2 separate regions of the Homo sapiens genome follow, and region 1 is linked to region 2. Evidence: chromatin contacts called from ENCODE Hi-C or POLR2A ChIA-PET data. All regions are on one chromosome and are shown on one strand. Each heading gives the region's core, a stretch centred on a gene start or an enhancer-like site at or near the end of the contact. The rest is flanking DNA. Distances are from core to core; before and after follow the strand shown. Region 1 holds the start of RPL26 (ribosomal protein L26). Region 2 holds the start of EIF5A (eukaryotic translation initiation factor 5A).

The links. Hi-C counts contacts between places; a loop is a spot of excess contacts on that map. ChIA-PET counts read pairs that join two places held with the same protein, here RNA polymerase II (POLR2A). Pooled maps may share reads with other maps.
Region 1: a loop to region 2 is called in a map of CD8-positive, alpha-beta T cell, with 11 times the contacts of the local background. The contact joins the promoter of RPL26 here to the promoter of EIF5A in region 2. A Hi-C loop is called at or near these places in 2 of 168 maps with a recorded cell type or tissue (CD8-positive, alpha-beta T cell and naive thymus-derived CD4-positive, alpha-beta T cell) and 6 of 50 pooled maps. POLR2A ChIA-PET finds 5 or more read pairs at or near these places in 1 of 52 experiments (OCI-LY7).

The regions. Positions count from the first base shown.
Region 1 is chr17:8,381,450-8,384,912 of GRCh38, forward strand. It overlaps RPL26 (ribosomal protein L26), which reads right to left and starts at 1,744. Exons shown (of 4, transcript NM_000987.5): 1 at 1,708-1,744; 2 at 694-866. The coding sequence starts at 861. RefSeq lists enhancers at 1,202-1,919, 1,499-1,668, 1,920-2,637 and a silencer at 2,069-2,338.
Region 2 is chr17:7,305,604-7,309,218 of GRCh38, forward strand. It overlaps EIF5A (eukaryotic translation initiation factor 5A), which reads left to right and starts at 2,025. Exons shown (of 6, transcript NM_001970.5): 1 at 2,025-2,149. RefSeq lists enhancers at 339-1,150, 1,022-1,321, 1,151-1,961, 3,192-3,481 and silencers at 1,872-1,981, 2,342-2,511, 2,602-2,721.

The DNA of each region.
Region 1 (3,463 bases), core at 494-2,993, 1.1 Mb after region 2:
GGTCACATCATCTGACGTTTGAGGAAACTGATTTTCGGGCAGGATCCCCAGGAGTTGGAGACCAATCTGGGCAGTAAAGTGAGACCCCTCTCTACAGAAACAAAAAAAAGGTCCTACATGGGAGCATCACTTGAGCCCACAAGAGCCATGACCACGCAACTGCACTCCAGTCTGGGTAAGAGTGAGACCCCATCTCAGCCGGGCGCGGTGGCTCACGCCTGTAATCCCAGCACTTTGGGAGGCTGAGGCGGGCTGATCACCTGACGCCATGAGTTCGAGACCACCCTGCCCAACATGGTGAAACCCCGCCTCTACTAAAAACACAAAAATTAGCCGAGCCGTGGTGGCGGGCGCTTGTAATCCCAGCTACTCGGGAGGCTGAGGCAGGAGAATCGCCTGAACCCGGGAGGCGAAGGTTGCAGTGAGCTGAGATGGCACCACTGCACTCCAGCCTGGGGGGGACAAGAGCGAGACTTCATCTCAAAAAAAAAAAAAAAAAAGATTTTCACCAAATAATACAATTAAAAACTGAAAAGCAGCTTACTTACTGTTTTTTGGTCCCTGGCTCAACTCATCTTGCCACTCTTTGGGAGCAAGAGTCTCAGAAGCATCTTTCTCAGGAATGCAATCTCTCTTCTAAGCTAAGTGCGTAAAATATCCATCAAGACAACGAGAACAAGTAGGGATACACACCTGAACTTCATCATCCTTTCGGATGGGCATGGATCGCACGTTGTACTTCTGTCTCAGCTCTTTGGAAAGAGGGGAAGACATAATCTTCCTTCGAATGTGGGAAGGTGCATTGAAATGCCTTTTGCGATTCTTGCTTCGGTCGGAAGTCACAAAGGGATTAAACTTCATTTTGGCTAAATAAAAAGTTAAAAAGACTCTTAAATGACCAAAATCTCATCCAGCTTCCAAACAAATAACCGCAATGATTTTATCTTGATAGTCTAGAATGATCATAGGCAGTGTCATGTTGTGCAACTTCAACAAAAACTGTTTGATCGGAAGGGCCTATCAACCGAAGCTCGAAACTTTTTATTTTTTGTTTTATTCGGGTGTTTTCTGTATATGTTTACGGACTAAAGACTTTTGCATCAAAAACACTTGTCCTAGTTATAAGACCTTTTAGTTACACTCTCCCAACTCCTCAAGTAGTGCCTGAGGAAATCAAGACTGGACTTACATCTCTGCTGAGCAGACCGACAACGCAATTCTCTTAACTATAACCTCACGTTTTAGAAGGTACAATCAACGTTCATCTTCTACAGGCTTAAGAGTGAATACGTATAGCCCCGCCAAAATGAATAAGGCCCACCAACCCGAACCTGGAAAAGCCTGCACACGTCTCGGGTCCTAAAAGCCTCCCAGTGGGCAAGTGTGGTCTGGAAATTCCGTGAAGACTTTACCGAGAAGTTACTTCGAGACCATTCTCTAGGAAACGACACTACCCAGACTCCAGTCTATTTCCACAGGCTCCCTTCCCTCAGCTCGTTTTCGAGTTCCCAAATCCCCGGTCCCTCCATCCATCTCCGGCCCGGCGGCCCTTGATTTAAGAAAGCAACAGATAAAAAACCATCCCAGTCTCTCCTTCCTGGCTGCTACTCGGCCGACAAGAGACTCTCGGGGTCCCCGCGGTCGGAAGCCACCATGCCCAAGAACGGATGGCTGCTGATTACACCCGCTTGCCCGCCGAATCCTTACCCGCTCCCGCTTCGGTGATGGCCGCAAAAGGGAAGAGAACTACACGCTGCTTCCGGTTCTGTAAGTTTACCAAAGATCTCGCGAGACCTATGTCTCTCGGAGCGAGAGGGGCGCGGAGTTTGAGCGAGGGGAGTAAACTGGGAAATAAATTTATGGCTAGTGTCACCTAGTGGCTAGGAGGGGAACTGCGAGGGATTGCAAAACTCCCCTCCTCCAGGTCCTAGTGTCTCCCTTCCGAGACCCGGGTGCTGCCGCTGAATCCTCTGGGAAGGGTAGTCCCGGGGCTATTGGCTAAGGCTGCTCAGGGTCCAACTGCCCCTGGGGGTGATGAAGGAACGAGCGGCCCCAGGAGACCGCCCAGGAGACCCGCTGGTACCTTCACTCCCAGGTGCCGGGGCGGGGGCCGGCACCCCTTAGCCGGGGAAGCGCAGGCCCTGCTTCTGGCCGCCAGGAGGCGCGGGGACGCCGGCCGGCCGGTCGCCTGGGTCCCTGCACTCACCGTCCCCTCCCGCCCGTGGCGTGGGCGCGGCCAGCGTGCCGGTACTTTAACGAGCTCCACCGCGACGCCGGCCACCGCCCCTGCACCTGGGCGTCTGCTGACCGCACAGCAGGGCCCGCCAGAGATTCAGTTCTGGGTGGTGAGGGGCCTTGCGAGGACCAGGGCCACCGATCGCCGCCTGCCCCCGCGGAAATAGGTCCAAGGCCGCGTTTCCAAGGCGCCCCCAGTGCTGTGGGAGGTGCTGGTCCAGACCACGCTTCGAAGGAGCCAGGCGAGAGGAAGCCTCTCGGTGCGGGGAGCTGCGCGGGTTTCTAAATGCTCGGCCTGTTTGCGTCCAGTTCAGGACCAGACGGAAGCCGTGCGCTCCCTGCAAATGGTTTCTTTTCTTCTTCTTCGTGTGTGTGTGTGTGTGTGTGTGTGTGTGTGTGTGTGTGTGTGTGTGTGTGTGTGTGTGTGTGTGTCTTTTTCTTCTTTTTGAGACAGTTTCGCTCTTGTTGCTCAGGCTGGAGCGCACTGGCACGATCTCCACTCACTGCAACCTCCGCCTCCCGGGTTCTCCTGCCTCAGCCTCCTGAGTAGCTGGGATTACAGGCGCCCGCCACCACGCCCGGCTAATTTTTGTAGTTTTAGTAGAGACGAGGGTTCACCATGTTGGCCAGGCTGGTCTCGAACTCCCGACCTCAGGCAATCCGCCCGCCTCAGCCTCCCAAAGTGCTGGGATTACAGGCGTGAGCCACCGCGCCCGGCCCCTGCAAATGGTTTCTGAGGCAGCGGCAGTGCAGCAGGCACCGGCGCTGAACGGCTTCTGCTGAATGAATGACACGGGTGTCACAGTGACAGAGGACAGGCGTTTCACAAGAATACCGAAGACGTAGTGAGCCTTCTGAGTGTGGGGACGCTCTTCTCTACACTTTACATCATGAATTCTTTTAATCCACAAAATGGCTCTGTTGTTGCTGGTATTATTGTCCCCATTTTACAGATTGGGCAACTCAGCCACAGAGAAATGAGAGGAACTTGGTGCAAGGTTATACAGGACCCATAAGTCACAGCAGAACCCGTGCAGGCTGGCTCCCCGGCCTCTTCTGGGAACTGTATATGGCCCCAATTTGTGGGAACCTCATAGTCAGGACTGCCCAGAGGATGGTCAGCAACGAACATGCGTTTTCATGATTTAAAAATAGTTGTGTTCTTAAATATGCTGTGAAGGAAGTAGCCCTAGATTTTATTCATCACTGAAAAATTCAGCAAGAATTC
Region 2 (3,615 bases), core at 775-3,274:
ATGGCGTATTGCTCTGTCGTGCAGGCTGGAGTGCATTGGCGAGATCTCGGCTCACTGCAATCTCCACATTCTGGGTTCAAGCGATTCTCCTGCCTCAGCCTCCCGAGTAGCTGGGATTACAGGCACGCACCACCACGGCACGGCTAATTTTTGTATTTTTAGTGGGGACGGGGTTTCACCATGTTGGCCAGGTTGGTCTGGAACTCCTGACCCAAGTGATCTGCTCGCCTTGGCCTCCCAAAGTGCTGGGATTACAGGTGTGAGCCACTGCGCCTGGCCGCTTGTTTCAGTCTTGTTATCCAACAAGGCAGCCATGAAGGTAGTGCAAGAAACCCAGGAATTGGAAGAAGACTACGAAGTTTCAGGAAAAGCGAAATGGGGGGCGGAGAGAGGGAGGGCAAAGAAAATAAAGTTGGGAAGATAGCTCGTCTCCAGCTTCATGGTCTCCTATGATTAAGACAATGTCAATGTAATCTAACATACCACTTTTTTTTTTTTTTTTTTTTTTTTGAGACAGAGTCTCTCGCTGTGTCTCCTAGGCTGGAGTGCAGTGGTGCGATGTCGGCTAACTGCAACCTCCGCCTCCTGGGTTCAAGCGATTCTCCTGCCTCTGCCTCCCGAGTAGCTGGTACAGGCGCCCACCTCCACGCCCGGCTAATTTTTTTGTATTTTCAGTAGAGACGGGGGTTTCACTACGTTGGCCAGGCTGGTCTTGAACTCCTGACCTTGTGATCCGCCCGCCTCGGCCTCCCAAAGTGCTGGGATTACAGGCGTGAGCCACCGCTCCCGGCCTACCACTATTTTATTTTATTTATGTATTATTTATTTATGTTTTTGAGACTTGAGTTTCGCTCTTGTTACCCAGGCTGGAGTGCAATGGCGCAATCTCGGCTCACGGCAACCTCCACAGGAGAAGCGATTCTCCTGTCCCAGCCTCCCGAGTAGCTGGGATTACAGGCATGCGCCGCCACGCCCGGCTAATTTTGTATTTTTAGTAGAGACGGGGTTTCTCCATGTTGGTCAGGCTGGTCTCGAACTCCCGACCTCAGGTGATCCGCCCGCCTCGGCCTCCCAGAGTGCTGAGATTACAGGTGTCAGCCACCGCGCCCGGCCCACCACTCATTTTTATAGACAATTTTTTCTAAGGGACCTCGTAGACAATACTTTGGGGAACCGCAGAGCACAGTTGGGGAAAACACAGTAATACCATCTAAGTTTCTTTACTGAGGACCTCAGAGCCGAATGGCCTCTATGGATGCCATAGAGACCAATACGGACTGAGGGTTTAAAGAAGATGGTGTCCGCCGCAGGACCGCTCTATCTTCTCGGGTGAACTCTATGGCAGAGCATAGGCATTCGATTTAGAGAAGTGAAGCCGAGATGGGTGGGAACCCGACCACACTAGCGCGCTAGAAGAGTGGGGCGGAAAGACATCTCCCGCGCATGTGTGGAACTGGGGGGACTGATTCCAAGACAAGGCGCCCACCCCACAGAGCAAGTTTTCTGAAACGTGTGAGTCGTTTAAGTCCAGTTAAAGCCGAGGTGGGGCGTATCCTGAGACGCATGCGTTCTAGACGAGACAAGTGATCTAGCGGCGTGGTCTTTTCAACGCCTGGCGTACTGACGGCGTCTGAGGTGGAAGGGGTTGTTTAGGATTCCGAACACGCATGCGTTCTGAGACCCAGGCGTTTCCTTTAGAGGGTGTGGAGTGCAGGGCTCCTTATTGCGCAGGCGCAAGGACTGCCCGGTAGGACGAGCGGTCTATCAAGGGGAGGGAAGATGAGGTTGAAGAGATTAAAAAACCGGGTGCGCCTGCGCGTTGCAGATTAGTTGAAAACGCTCAGGGTTTGTGAGGGGCGGGGTCACGTATGCGCGTCATTGGACGGGTCGGTGGGAGGGAGGGTGGAGATGGGTAGGGTGTGTGCGCTTGCGCAGTGCGGGGGTGGAGGGCGGAGGAGATAGATAGCACGCTTGCGCGGCTGTCATAGGGCTGCTTGGTTGGTCAGTGGGGAGTCGGCGCCTGCGTACTAAGACCCGTGTGCAGCAGCGGCGGCGGCGGTAGAGGCGGCGGCGGCGGCGGCAGCGGGCTCGGAGGCAGCGGTTGGGCTCGCGGCGAGCGGACGGGGTCGAGTCAGTGCGTTCGCGCGAGGTGAGAGCGGGCAGGGCGCGTGTGCGCGGTACCTTGGCTTGGGCCCGGGAGAAGATGGAACTGCGCGGGGGTCGGGGAGGGGGCAGAGGGGAGCGGCGGCCGCCGCCGCACGGGTTCGGCCAGAGAGCGGCGCGAGGTGAGGAGAGGCGCGGGCGCGCGCCCCGGTTGGCGCGCGGGGTGACGGTTGGGGTTGGCCCGGTGACGTTGGAGCGACGCAGGGCGGGGGACGGCGAGCCGCGAGGCAGCCACGCGGGAGAGGCCGCCAGGCGGCCACGCCGGGGCGAGGGCCAGGGGCCAGATCGGCCCACCGGGGCAAGGGTACCTGGGCCGTTGAGGACCCGGCTCAGCGCGGCCACGTGAGGTGGGGGAGGGGGCTATTCGGTGAGAGGGCATGATGGGGGGGGTTGGCGGACGGCCGGGGGGAGGGGAGGCGGCGTGGCTCCGGCCTGGCGCAGTCTCTGAGGAGGGGGCGGCCGCGGCACCGGAAGTGCCCCCCACGGGAGGCTGCCCTCGGGGTCGCAGGCCGCATGGCCAAGCGTGGACCGGGGCCGCATGGCAGCGCGGGGACCCCTCCCCCCAGGTCCCGGCCACCGGAAGCCCGGAACGGCCACATGGTCGGCAGGAGCCGGCAGCCCCTAGCGCGGGGAGCTAGTCCTCGCGGGGGTTCCGAGGGGGCCTGAGATTTTGAGGAGTGGAAGCCGGAGGCTCGGGTCCTAATCACCCCGGAGGGCCTGCTGCAGGCATATGTTAGCGCTTCCCAACCTCAAGGGCCCCAGGAGCTTTCCTGAAAAACCCTCCTGTGAAGTGTGGCGGTCAGCCAGGTGTAAGTGGCACCCCTTCGAGCTGGGAGGCCGGAGAAATGGGGAAACAGGGCGTTTGGACAGGAGCCCAACTTTTCTGTCGGCCTGGGTGGACAGCGCCTAAAAGCCTCAGGCAGATGAGTTTCCCACCGTGATAGGCGTTCTTCACCTTGTCACTGTCTTCCTGTTGTAACTGGTTTGGGAGTTCCACGGTTTCGAAGTCCTTAACTCTACTAGCCTAGTATGATTTTCTACTACTCACTACTACCAACCTTTTGCTTTCATTTTATTGTCATTCACCACCCCCCACCTCTCCCACTTTCTACTGACTGTACTGGCCCGGCCTGAAAAGCCGACAGGACAGATGCATCCTGGGAAAAGTGGGAGGGCCTTCCAGGAGAGGCTGGGTTCCTGGGTTCTCTTTGGGAACCAAGATCGAGGTGTTTGGCAGGGGGATCATTTCGGAAACAACTTTGCTTTCTCCCCCTTGGCTTGTTGCAAGTGCATGTTGGCGAGGCGGGAATCCCCCAAAGAGGCCTTGTGGTTTCCTGTAGCAGTGACTGGTTTGTGTGTGGATGGGGGGGGGCAGTGTAACAGATGGGTGGGGCCTTGTCCTCCGGTCTCCACCCTCCCCCCCCCCAATTAGCCCTGCCCTTTTGCTGGATC